Regions from separate parts of the Homo sapiens genome. Here regions 1, 2 and 3 are each linked to region 4. The links are chromatin contacts, found by Hi-C in ENCODE. All regions are on one chromosome and are shown on one strand. The core of a region is the stretch at or near the end of the contact, and the rest is flanking DNA. Distances in the headings are between cores, read along the strand shown.

The links. Hi-C counts contacts between places; a loop is a spot of excess contacts on that map. Pooled maps may share reads with other maps.
Region 1: a map of CD4-positive, alpha-beta T cell shows a loop between it and region 4 (4-fold over the local background). The contact joins the promoter of ZDHHC13 here to the promoter of SERGEF in region 4. A Hi-C loop is called at or near these places in 5 of 168 maps with a recorded cell type or tissue (CD4-positive, alpha-beta T cell, CD8-positive, alpha-beta T cell and naive thymus-derived CD4-positive, alpha-beta T cell), 2 of 37 single-sample maps with no recorded cell type and 11 of 50 pooled maps.
Region 2: a map of CD8-positive, alpha-beta T cell shows a loop between it and region 4 (20-fold over the local background). The contact joins the promoter of NAV2 here to the promoter of SERGEF in region 4. A Hi-C loop is called at or near these places in 4 of 168 maps with a recorded cell type or tissue (CD4-positive, alpha-beta memory T cell, CD8-positive, alpha-beta T cell and naive thymus-derived CD4-positive, alpha-beta T cell) and 10 of 50 pooled maps.
Region 3: a map of B cell shows a loop between it and region 4 (16-fold over the local background). The contact joins the promoter of E2F8 here to the promoter of SERGEF in region 4. A Hi-C loop is called at or near these places in 2 of 168 maps with a recorded cell type or tissue (B cell and naive thymus-derived CD4-positive, alpha-beta T cell), 4 of 37 single-sample maps with no recorded cell type and 15 of 50 pooled maps.

The regions. Positions count from the first base shown.
Region 1 is chr11:19,115,918-19,118,798 of GRCh38, reverse strand. ZDHHC13 (zDHHC palmitoyltransferase 13) reads right to left here and starts at 1,631. Exons shown (of 17, transcript NM_019028.3): 1 at 1,523-1,631. The coding sequence starts at 1,549. RefSeq lists silencers at 1,212-1,441, 1,532-1,611, 1,662-1,901.
Region 2 is chr11:19,711,342-19,714,683 of GRCh38, reverse strand. It overlaps NAV2 (neuron navigator 2), which reads right to left and starts at 1,847. Exons shown (of 38, transcript NM_145117.5): 1 at 722-1,847. The coding sequence starts at 988. It overlaps LEISA1 (lncRNA enhancing IL-6/STAT3 signaling activation 1), which reads left to right and starts at 12. Exons shown (of 1, transcript NR_015384.2): 1 at 12-3,342. RefSeq lists silencers at 1,779-1,972, 1,613-2,142.
Region 3 is chr11:19,239,082-19,242,324 of GRCh38, reverse strand. It overlaps E2F8 (E2F transcription factor 8), which reads left to right and starts at 1,380. Exons shown (of 13, transcript NM_024680.4): 1 at 1,380-1,777; 2 at 2,095-2,218. The coding sequence starts at 2,204. The region is part of intron 1 of CSRP3-AS1 (CSRP3 and E2F8 antisense RNA 1); the gene reads right to left. RefSeq lists enhancers at 1-175, 381-490 and a silencer at 611-1,310.
Region 4 is chr11:18,011,555-18,014,583 of GRCh38, reverse strand. SERGEF (secretion regulating guanine nucleotide exchange factor) reads left to right here and starts at 1,537. Exons shown (of 11, transcript NM_012139.4): 1 at 1,537-1,633. The coding sequence starts at 1,574. RefSeq lists enhancers at 820-869, 2,228-2,744, 2,745-3,029 and a silencer at 1,250-1,869.

The DNA.
Region 1 (2,881 bases), core at 382-2,881, 1.1 Mb before region 4:
ATAGTGAGGATCAAAAATGGGGAAGTATTTTGCAAACTGCAAAGCAGTATATATAGGTGAGGTCTTCACATTACTGAAAAAGTGAACAAGAGCAATTATTATTAACAACGACAATGATCTCTCTACCTTTCCCTACTAAATTCAACCACCAAATCATTCTCTCCCTCTCTATAGGCCATGGAACTGGGACAAGGCTAATCTTCCCTTCAGCATGAGAGAGTGAACTTTAAGCACTTGAAGCCTTCTGTAAATGAGTGGCAGTAATTAAGACATAATAGTTACTCCTACCAACTTTTCTTTGAGCCTCTCTGAGAAAAAGAATGAGGCGCTGTTTCCATGTGAAGATTCAACACCCTTTGGTAAAATCCAGTCTGCCTGAGAACTATTTTTTTTCTGTTAAAATTCAAGAATAACCAATAAGAACACCTTGACATTTCCCCAGACATCTTGTCCCTCACTTAAACCTACACAAGATCGTGCTGAAAGAAGGGAAAGGGAAAGCATGAGGAACACTCTCGGGACTGGAAAAACGTTTTTAGAGATCAGGTAATCCAATCATCCCAAACTGAGAATCTACCGCCTAACTGATTCCAGCTGAAGACAGCTTTAGTGTTCGTTCTCATCTGTATATGGGGATAATATCTTCTTAAGGATGCTTCAATTCTGGAATAAAATAATGCATATGAAAGCATCTGACATGGGTTATGCACTCACTAAAACTGGCTGAACCTGGAAATTCTGCATTTATTCAATAAATATTAAGTGAACGTCTACAATATACTAGTCAGTACTCTAGGCACTAGGAAAGGGCCATAAGCAAAAAGCACAAAAATCTTGTTTTCTTGGAGACAACATCTACCTCCTGTAACTTCTCCGACTGGCCCGCCTGGCTTCTTTGGACCTCCGTCTGGCTTTTATATAACACCTCCTCCACGGAATATTGTCCTTTGAGATTCTGCAGATCGCTGTGGTGTACCTCCCCTCTCCACGCCCCTTTCCTCCATCCTAAACAAGCAGCCTTAATTATTTCAAGGAGTAAGCAAGGATGCGGAAACAGGAGCGAAAACTGGACTGGGTGGGGTGAAGGCGGGTGCTAAGACGCCAGGGCTGAAAAAGAAATCAACAGAACCGCTCCGACTCCGGGCCAACGTCAAGACGGGCGGGTCCGAATCAGGTGTGTCACCTGACACCTCTCCCGGGAAGGGCCATCGTCCCCTCCCCAGGCCCACAGAGGTCCCCGCCGGGCTCCGGGTACCGGCCCCAGGGGGCGCCCTGGCCAGGGATGGAGGCTGGAGGGGCCGGCTCGGGCCCTCACCCCTCAGTCCTCGCCTTTTCTTCCCAGTCGCCTCAGAGACAATTTCCAGCATCGTTCGTGGTGTTTCCAGGCTCCCGCTTCCCAGACCTAGGCCCCGCCGCTCCCGAAACCCCCTCATCGAGCGGCCTCTCACCCACACCATCCTTTCCTCCACAGCTGCAGCCGCTCTCCCGGCCCCCAGGACAGCCACCGCCCGGCCGCACTCACCTGCGAGCCCAGCCCCGGCCCCTCCATCTCCCCAGGAGCCCACAGCGGCTGAGGCTACTAGGCAAGTAGCGACTGCCGCCAGCCCGCCAGCCCGCCTTGGGTCGCCTCTTCTCCCACTTCCTGCTGGCGCCCTCACCTCCGCCGCTGCGGTCCCCGCTCGTGCCCTGAGCCGTCAATCGGTCCCGGAGAACCAATCCCAGCCCTCCATCGGCTAGGGGCGGGACTTTCTCACCTCCTGGGAAGCCCGCTGTGAACAGCTCGCCAGAGGCTCCACCCCCGGCCCGCCCGTGCCGGTCGCTCCCCCAGCCCCAGCCCAGGACCGAGCGCCCCTCCCTGCCCCAGGTGCCACGGGCCCCAGATGTGCGTCCAGGGTCAGGATCAGACTGTTATTCCAACGTCAACCACCATCTATTGAGAGCAAATCTGGACTTGGCTACTTAATTGCTAAATGACCTTGTGAAAGTCTCTTATTTTACCTCAATTTTCTCATCTGTGAAATGAGGAAAATAAGGGTACCTACTTCATGGAATTATCAGGAGGATTAAATGAGAAAACGCATGTAAAGCCCCTCAGCCCGTGCGTTACATATAAAAAGGAATCAATAGATGTTAGCTATTTAAATGTTTTCCACTCCATTTGCGTGATCTTGGGCAAGTCACCTCTACCGCCTGAGGTTCTGTTTCCTCAAATGAAACAAAAAATGAGTTCTACGGCGCAGGCTAGAGGGGGAGTGGGCGAGAGCCTCCCACTTGAAGTGCACCTCCCCCCTGACCTCCACGACCCTTTGTGGAGGGCACTGGAGGAGCTGGCATTTAAGCCCTGTCCAGCTTGAAGGTCTATGAAGCAAGCATTAGGGATGGCTCCTTCCCTTGGGGCGTTCCAGTGGGGCAGTGGGGCTCTCCTACTTCAGCCCCGAGTAAACACTGGGGTTTTTCTAGCCCAGCACTTAACACAGTTCTTTGTAATGGTTCCTTAGATGTGTCTGTTGCCAAGTGGAACCAGATTAAGACCTTTAGAAGCTAATTTGAAAACGATCTGAAAACATTATGACTTCCTTATTTTATAAAAATAATACTAAATCATAAAATAAATAAATAGAAATCCAACAAAGTGCTGGGTTTTCCATGGAAAATATTGCTATGATACAATAAAATCGTAGATGTATTACTATTGCTTTAGTGTCTGTGTCCTTTGGGCACGTCAGCCCTGGCTTGCCCCCAAAAGCCCAAACCCTTTGAGGATAGGAACCATGTCAGATCCATCTCTGAACTCCCAGTGTCTAACACAGCACTGGGACATGGAAAATGCTCAGCACAATTTTAATGAATGATGGATGGATGGATGTACAGGCGTGTCATT
Region 2 (3,342 bases), core at 598-3,097, 1.7 Mb before region 4:
CCAGGATCTACCACCCAGGAAGGAGGGGCTTAGCTTCGGCCGCCATTCTGAGGCAGCCACCTCCACCCCCACCCCCACCGCAACAGCCAGCCAAGGCGCTAGGAGTCTCCAGCTGCCGGCCTCAGCTGGTGCACTAGTACCGCAGTCCCAGCACCTTGCCCGGAATCCCGTCACCCCGCAGGATGGGGCAGGGACAGGTCATCTTCAAGCCAAGGGAAGAGCAGGTTCACTGCCACCCGCGATCCCCTTTTCTTCCTGGATCTTACAGCCAGGCTAGGGGGCGTCGAACCCAATGGGGCCTTAGATCATTCCTTGTCCGGAACAGAATCTCTGCGGAACCGCCAGACAGACACACAGCTGCTGCTGCGGATACTGGCTTCTTGGGGCCAAGACCTCAACATGCAGGACCTCACATTTCCAGCGATGCACACGTTTTTTGAGAACATCCCGACCTTTCCTCCTCCCCAGGAAGATGCTGCAGACGTGCCCGCCATCCCAGGTCTCGAAGAGCTCTTAAGGCAAACCTCCGGCACCCGGGCCACACCCACCGGCCGGCCCACTCTCCTCGCGCATCCCCCAACCTGCCGGCCTAAGGGGAATGGTTCCCTTCCCTGGCCACATGGTAGACCCTTCTCCCATCCAGCCCTTTCTCCCACACCATCCCGAAAGAACTATTCATCCATCCTTCCAGAACAGTACCCCGGCAAACGGCATCTCTCACCTGGGTATCGAACCCGTTTTCCACCGAGCCGCTCTTCCGCAGCGGGAGCCCCTCCCCCGCTGGCTCCTGCAGCCCCTGCAGCACCTGCGATTTCAGGGGGATCTGGCTAGGATAGGTGGTCTTGCTCACCTCCACCTTGCTTCCCAACTTCAGGTAGCAGGGCTGGGGGCCCGCCCGGGCCGGGGGCACGTGCAGGATGGGCGCGGCGCTGTGCACGGGTTTGGGCAGTCCCGACTTCATTTTGGAGGCGACCAGGATGGCCGGCATCTTCTCCCGGGGCTTGGGCTTTCCCAGCACGTCCCTGGCAGCGGCGGCGGGGGCGACCGCTAAAGGCAGCGCGGGTAGCAGAGCAGGCGCCGGGCCTTAGCCCACGAGGCGCCCACCACCAGCGGCTAAAAAAAAAATCCCCAGGTCGGGGAACTCGAAGCAATCGGGCGAGCGCGCCTTTGGGGTGCCGGGATGGGAATGGGGGACTGGCCACGGCGCTCAGCGGGTCCCACCTGGACGGATGCTGCCGCCGGGTCTCACACCTCTCCTGGGTGGCCTTTCAAGAGCTCTGGGCGCTCAGGGGCTGCCGCCTCTTGCAAATTTCCTCCTGGGAAACAGAGGCTTGGACGCCCATATTAACTTGTCACTGCATCTCCGAAGTGAGGAGGCCCCTTTGGAAGAGACAGAGGCGGCGGCGACCCACGAGTCCCGTTCCGGAGGCTACGGGTCTGAGCCGGCGAGAGAAAGAGCGAGCAGCCAAGGAAGGAAAGGAGACAGCAGCGAAGGAAGGAGAGAAGAAGGGCGCAAGGGTCCCAAGACGTCTCCACCGAGAGGCAGCTGCCACCCTGCTCGCGAGCACCGCAGTGTCACCCGCGACGCAGCAGAGGTGCGGCAAGAGCCCCCGAAAGGTCTCTCTTGGGGTGACAGTCACCGCTGCCCAGAAGGCCCCCGGACTGAGAGCACCTTAGCGCCTGCGGGTCTGCACATGCTCCGTGAGCTAGATAGAGGCAAGGCTGTGGCCGTGGGGCGCGGGCGCCGGGACGCGCGGCTGGCGGGCCGGGCAGGGCTGCGCTCGGGAGCGGCCGCCGCGCTTCCCGGGAAGGCTGCGCTGGCTGCGGGGCTCAGCGCAGGGGAGGACAGGCTGCTGCCGGCGCTGCTGCGGCGCGCGCTGACAGCCGGGGCCGCCCCGGCGCGCCCATTGGTCCACGGTGCGCCAATCAGCGGCCGCGGGTCTCACTGCAAAGAGGGTGTGGCCTAAACTCTGGCCGCCGCCGAAACTCTGGGGCCGCGCTTGGCCGCGAGTACAAAGCGGGCTGGTGGCCGCTTTGCGGCACTGCCCCGGCCGCGCGCCTCCCGGGGGGCCCACACCCCTGCGTTCCTGAAACCCTTCTTTTGAAAAATGCCCTTTCGAACGCAACCGTCCGCCCCAGAGCCACGCGGGCACGGCTCGAGGGAAGTTTGTTTCCTTTTTCAAATTGCTCCGGTCACCTTAACGGTTTGAGTCTTCCGGAGTCACGCCCGCAGCCTCGCTGCCCCCATCTGGCTTGGGCAGGGCCGAAGCTCGTCTCCCGCTTTAAGAGCGCGCCAGCCATTTCTCTGCCTGCTCTTCCAGGCCGGCTGGGCGGGGGGCCTCCCAACGGCTTCCTCTCCAGTTTTCAAAGGCTGCACATTTCACTTAACTATTTGAAGTATTTATAGGCAAATACAATACGCAGGGAAGCTTCCCGCCCCGAGACAGCTCCTCCACGCAACCTACCACAGACTCTGTAATTAGAGTGGCCTGAAGAAGCCGGGAGAGGCTCCATGACCCCGGCAGGCTCTGGCCAAACCTTGCTGCGTTTCATGGAGCCCCTCCCTGTCCGCGCCTGGGACGCACTGGCCCCAACAGGTTCCTCGACTCGAATTCGCTGTTTGGGTTGCTCTGTGGTTTCCTCGCTGACTGAAAGTGGATGAGAATAAGAAGGAAACTGAGAGATGATCAGGCAGGCCAGCCTTCGCGATTTATGAATGAGGAGCCTCCCACCCTGTAGAACTGCTTGGATTAGAAGTGGGCAAGTTATTTAAGCTTACATGCATGCTTATAAAGCTTCTGTTTTCACATGTAGTAAGGTGGAGGCTTGACGACATTTACCTAATGAGCTGTTGTTTGGATTAAATGAGATGGTTGGTGCATGGCAGTCATTTAGCACAAGTACCTGGCAATGTAAGAGACCAATAAAAGCTGGGCTTTATTTTCCCTGTTGTTAAATTACTGCTGCTTTCCCCCAAAGTCATCTCTGTTTATAAACTATTTGTCTTTCTTCTTTGTTTCCAGGACACTTTGTGCCCACCCTATAGCCTGATCTTCAGTGCTGATAGCATTGATTTAGAATAACTCAGATGCTATTAACTCTGTCCCCCTGGAATTCATGTTAAACCCGTAATCCCCAGTGTGATGGTATTAGGAGGTGGGGAACTTTAGGAGGTAATAAGGTCAAGACAGTGGAGCCCTCATGATAGGATTAGCACTCTTATTAGAAGAGACAGGAGAGAGATGCTTTCTTACTGCCTTGTGAGGACACAGAAGGCAGTCTTCTGTGGACCAGGAAGAGGGCCCTTACCAAGAATCTGATACCGTGTTGGCATCCTAGTCT
Region 3 (3,243 bases), core at 131-2,630, 1.2 Mb before region 4:
TCTCCCCGACCCTGCTAGGGCTCTACAGGGAACCAGGCTAAAGCTGCCTGAGGCTCGGAGACCGGAAAAAGAGGGAAAGACAACAGGGAAGAGAAAGGGAGGAGTGGGTGGGAGACCCTGAGGAAAGACGGCGAGGACAGGGTTGGAGGGTTTTCCGCCTTCCTCCTCTTCCTCCTACACCTGAGTTCTCACCGCTGGGCCAAGGCCCAGAGCCCACGGAGCTTAGGCACCAGTAGCCAAGCTTCTCCCTCCTCGCGCCAGTTTCTGCGAGGCACGGGGCAGACGGTGGGCAGCACAATCATGCATGCCAGGGGTGCAAGGGGGAGAGGTCCGGCTGGAGTCCGAGGGCAGGTGAGCCGGCCTGGGGCTGGGCAGGGGTGAGATAGCCCCAAGCGGGGAATCGCAGGGCGCCTGCGGCCCAGCCCGCGAGCCCCGGACGGGCCAAATTTTATTCCCCAACTTTGAGCAAGGGGAGGGGGTGTATGCAAAAAAAAAAAAAAAGGAAAAAAAAGTTGCTGAACTTTTCCCCCAACTCTGCCGTAGAGGCGGGAGTGGAGGGCGGTGCCTGCACCGATTCGCCGGCGGCTACGGTCGGGAGGCTCGGATTGGCGCTCGGGGGCCGGGGCCGGGGCGAGCGGGCGTGGGGGAGGGGAGCGGCCCTCCCCGCCCGCGGTATCGGCTCGCGCCGGGAGCGGGTTAATTTCAAATCGGGGGCTTGGCTGCTCCTGGACGGTCACGCTCCCTCTGCCCGCCAGCCGGCCCGCCAGTCCCGGTCCCGGCGTCTCTCTCCGGCACCCACCTCGGCGCTGCGGAAAGACTGACTGCCAGGTACGCGGGCTCCCGGGCCTGAGAGGGGCAGCGGTGCTGACGAGTCCCGGCTCAGCCCCCGCCGGCTCCCGCCGTGAGGTGGACTGACAGGTCAGCGGGACGCAGAGGGGCGCGGCGCCCGGGCGACACGGCACCGGGAGAGGGCTCGGGAGGGTGGCGGCGGCGGCGGCGGCGGCCGTTTCCCGCCTCCCGCTTCGCCGGGGGCCGTGAGGGAGGAGCTGAGCTCCCGCGCAGAGGGGCGGGGGCGAACGAGGGGGAGGGGCGGGGTTGCCGTGGTTCCGGGCGCGGGTTTGCCCGCGCTCAGGCCCCGCGCAGCTAAGGGGAGGCGCCGGCCACGGTCCGACTTTCCGCGCCAAATTTTTAAATCGAAGGCGGAAGGTCCGGCCCCGCCCCTGGCGCCGTCGGCCAATCGCAGGCCCGCTTCCGGCCCTCTGATTGGTCGGGAATTGTTGTCCTGGAAACCACGATGATGCTGTCCGGGAACTGTCGGGACTGCGGCGGGCGGACAGGGCCTGGGGGAGGGGCCTTTGGCCGAAAGTTGGGGGAAGTGCACTGAGCGAGTGGCGGCCGGGGGACAGTACCTGCTTGCCTTATTGGGCAAATACAGCCTTCCAAGGTGGAGTCTAACGCCGTGGTGTGAACTGGCCACCCGAACAGGGAGTAAATAGTGCTTTGTATCTTTAAGGAAGCCCTTTTTTAAATTTAAAAAAAAAGTCTTAATTATAAGACTCTTTAAATGCCCAACTGCATACTTGGAGCTTTGGGACTGAATTTGGAACTTTCCTGTCAAGCGACCTCCCACGACTTTACTGCTGAGCCTGTGCACGTGTGTGTAAGGGGAGAAATCCAGGCATCTAGATGCAGACTTGTACCCAGTTACTTGGGGTCGCGTGCGCTCAGCTGGGACCTGGGCTCGTGCGCTTAGTCCGGAGCCCTGATCTGCGAACAGGTGGGTGCTTCCTAAAGTATTCGCTGGGGTCCGGAGAATGGCTCGCCTTTTCTACAGATGGGAGAGGGCTGTCACTAGAAATTCCGTGGGTTGCTTGAAGTCTTAGGACCGCCGATCCGTTTGCTGAAGGAATTTACTGGCATTTGTTGGCGTTCTCCGCTCAGTGGGGCGATCTCTGGTCGAGAATAAAATGTAAATCTAGTTTGTCATTTTTCGTTAGGCTTTGTTTCCGTAGCCTCTTGTCCGTGAAGGAATTTTCAACAGATCTTTTGGTTCTTGTTTTTCTCTAACTTTTTCTATTTCCTTTTTTCTTTAAGGATATTAAAACTTTTAGTACAATTGATTGGACTACTTGAACCATCGGGATTTGGGGAGGAACTCCAGATTTTTCATTTTTAAACTCTAAATGTATGAGGAATTTACAGAATGGAGAACGAAAAGGTACTTTATAACTTCAGTATTCATCATTGCAATTTTAAATTCAGTATCATCCTGATTTAACTCCATAATTTTTCCCTATCCAATGTGTTTTCTTAATGCCACAACCTTGGTTAGCCTCTGTAAAGACCTGGAAAAAATGAACCTTATCTTATAGTTTCAAAAATATATAGTTTAAAATATATACTAATTTAATTAATATAGTTTAAAAAATGAAAATTATCTTAAAAAGAAATTCAGTCTCCAATCATGTCAAATGCCCTTTCTGAATTCCAGTTGTTCAAGAATCCTCAGAAATGTTGTAATGAAACTAACAAATTTTATTATTCTTAAAAATACCTTTTCTCTCTTTATGTCTGAGACAGCTACCAAATCATTAAAAACTAGAAAGAGTGTAAAGGGGCAAACCTACCCCTCTTCAAAAATTCGTTAGTTTCATTACAACATTTCTGAGGATTCTTGAACAACTTGGAATTCAGAAAGGGCATTTGACATGTTTGGAGACTGAATTTCTTTTTAAGATAATTTTTTACCAAATTGGCAGCTTATTTATGGGGTCTGCAAAATGCTCTGTTTAGGGGGCAAACATTTTGTAAAATTACAAAAGAATTGTCTGTGGGGGGTGTCCAACTACTAATAGGTTTAAAAAAGTGAACTTACATGCATATTTCCTAATAGTTTTAGATGTTAGTCAAATAAGAGAATTACTATTGCTTCTGATAATCTGAGGCAAAGAAAAAGCCTATTGTCAGATCAGTACATCTCAGATGCACACACTGGCAAGGAGCTCCTGTTGGGTCCACCATACTGACTTCCATGTAAGAAGAGCACCATACTTGGAGTGAAAATATCTGTGTTCCACTCCTACGTGACCTCTCTCAGCCTGCATCTTCTCTTCTGCGAGCTAAGAATGCAGGATTCCATGAACATACAAACGGAAATGCACTTGATAAACCCAAGATGTCACAACATGTCCCATTTGTCCATGTTCTTAAAGTTATTTGGTCTGCCTATTATTTTACTTATTG
Region 4 (3,029 bases), core at 288-2,787:
GTCTGGGTCCTAAATCTAGAGGGATGCATACCAAGCTCTCTCAGGGACCCAGGTAAAGTAACTTTCCTTAGACCTGAGATGGGTTGAGACCCACACCACATTGATAATTGTGGCCACATATCCTACTAGAATTCTCTCTGGCCTCTCAACCTTTTTCGTAGACTGAAAGTCATACACTGGTTTCTAGACAGTTGCTTTGCAAGACCTGCTTTGGTGGTCTTGAACCTTACTTTATGATATAGGAGTAACTGGCACTTGTTGCTCAGCCAAAACTGAGCGGTGAAGGATCCCATTTTTACATCCTGTTACACATGCTTCAAAGAAATGGTCAGCACAAAAAAGCCCACTCATAAGACAGTCAGTAAGCATGGTATAGCTCCTGCACATTCAGATCCCTAGAGAATGAAGAGCTGTTTTATCTCTCCAAAGTTTGCTTTTTTCTTGGTATGGTCATCGACGTTCTCCAGATGCCACAGGTTGGAGAGATAAAGGTGAGGGGCTGCCCTCAAGTGGTCTTACAGGCAGAAACTCCTAAAAGTGGATGGAGTGAAAGAACAGGAAAGGACAGTGTAAGAGCTCATTGGAGACACTTCCCAGAAGCCCAGGGGTGAAGGGCAGTGAGTGCTGGAGGCCCGTGTCAGCAGAGGGGCCAAGTGCTACCGAATGTGAATGTGGATGATCATCTTTAATGTGACCCTATGTGTTCTGTATTCCCGGTACGCGGTGCCATATTTTCCTTCAGATAAATTGAACTTAATTAACTCCCATCAGCAACACGACGCTGTCTGAGAAAAGCCATTTTATATGGAAATGTTCGTTGGGTGACGATTATCCAGTATTATTAATAGAATGAGCTCAGGGCCGTGCCCGGAGCGCCGAGGCTGCCCCGGCAGGAGTCGACGCTAACCAGCCTCCCCCATTCAGCGTCGCGAGGCGCGGGTTCCCGCTCCGTGCCAGGTGCAGAGGGCGACACCGGCGACGTGCCACTCCACTCGCCTCCCAAGGCGCCCCCTCAGATGTTTGCGAACGCACACCAAAGCGGGCTCAAGACAATTGCGCCTGAGACGCCGGGCAGGACCCTGCCCTACCCCTCAGGCTCCATTTCCTGTTCCCGCAAATGGTGATGCCATCGCTGCCCTGTCAGCCCCTCTGGGCTGTCGTGGGCCTCCAAGGAGACAAAAACGCGAAGGAGCTTTGTGAACTGTGGCGCGCAGTGCACCTGCATGAAACATGAAATTATGACTAAAAATAAAGAGTACGAGGGGGTAGGAGCGAGAGGCTGAGAGGCCCAGCGAGACAGGAGGCTGCGGGCGGAGACGCTGCGAGCGCCGCCGGGGCGGGCTGACTGGGAGGCGGCTCCGGGGCTGTCGTCCGGCCCCGCCCACCACTGATCCCCAGTGGCCCGAGGGCCCGGCCGCACCCTCTCTCCCGGCCTGCGGGCCGCTTCCCACCACAGACCCCGCCCCGCGCCCTACCCATCACGCGTCCCCGGTCCGGCTCCGGCGCTCACCTACCCCCGGCAGGCGCCGCCCCCGTGCCGTCCCTCCCGGAAGCGCCGGCGGAGCGTCCTCGCATGGAGCGCGAGCCCAGCGCCTCGGAGGCCGCCCCCGCGGCGGCCGCGCTCTTCGCCTGGGTACGTGACTCCGCCCCCGGGCCGGTGCAGGCCCTGAGGGGCGCCGAGATGTGGGAGCTGCTGGCCGCGGCGTGGGCAGTTCAGGGGCTGGGCGGCTGAGGTCCGAGCCGGGCTCTGGGTTGAAGGATCCTGGGCTGGGAGCGGAGGGGGAGCGGAGGAGGAGCGGGCGGGCGGGGAAGGAAGGGTCTTCGCGGTCGACTTAGGGGCCTGCCGGCTGGCGGGGTCAGGGCCGGAGGGGCTGTGGCGCCGCGGGAAGAACCTGCCTCGGGGCAGAGCGTCTGGTTCCGCGAGAGCCCTCCAGCCCGAATAGCGCCTGGAAGACAGCGCGGAGGGCTCGGTGGAGAGGATCGCCCGGTCCCAGAGCTCCGTGGGGCCACCTGTGCCCCCCACACTCCTGATGCCTGGAGGAGGGAGACCCTGTCCCAGCCTGGCGAAAGCATCCTTTAGATGTGAGGCCTGCGGTGTTTGGCCGCGCACAAGGCACAGACCCTGCCTATTTGCTGACACTCTGCTGTGACCGGTTCTTGCATGTGTTGGGGGAGTTGGGCTGCTGTTGGTTTGACGGGAGCATTGGGAGAGACAGGGTCATCTTGATGTGTGTCTGGGAGAGAGGAGGGTTCATGCACAGGAGCGTGGCAGGTGGCCGACCAGCATGCACGGGAACAAGCAGTCGCTGCGTCTTGTGCTTCTTCATAGCACGTATCACAATTGTAATGATGTGTATAATTTATTATTAACGTCAGTCTCTCTGGCTGGAAAGTAAGTGTGGTAAGAGTGGGTGCTGTGCCTGTCTTGTTCACGGTGCCTCTCTTGGTGTCTGGCACATTGTAGGTCCCCAGTAAATACTCGTTGACGAATGAATGAACGAGCATCTGTGTGCCTACCCATGTGCTGGTGTTGGGGAAATACACATGAGTGAAATACACGAGTGAAGGACTTCCAGCTCTTGTGTTGGGGGAGAGCAAAATTATAACCTGTATTGCTGTTAAAATCAGTATTAGTTGTCCAATTTTTAAAGAAGTAATGATCAGTACAAGGCGGCAATTGTTGAATGTGGGGCTGCAATTTGGCAGGAGGGAGAGCATGGCGTGACCTGCGGTAGTCTGGCTGGCTGGGCGTCTTTGAGGTGGCCCGGGAGCTGGGGGTGGAGTTGGGGATTGAATGTGTGCTGTCTCTGGCTTTTTCCAGGCAGGAGACTGGCGTCTGTGTGGACAGAGGAAACAGAAATATTGTTTCAGTACAGACAAAGCCGAATATTAAAGGTTGTAAAATATGTTTAATAGGTTGTTGACACCCTTCTGCTGTGTTTGGAGGACTGGTAGTGTGTTTTTCCTGCTGTATAATCTGAAACTGTGGGGGTGTGTTGGTCGGCTAGGGCTACCATAACAAAATACCA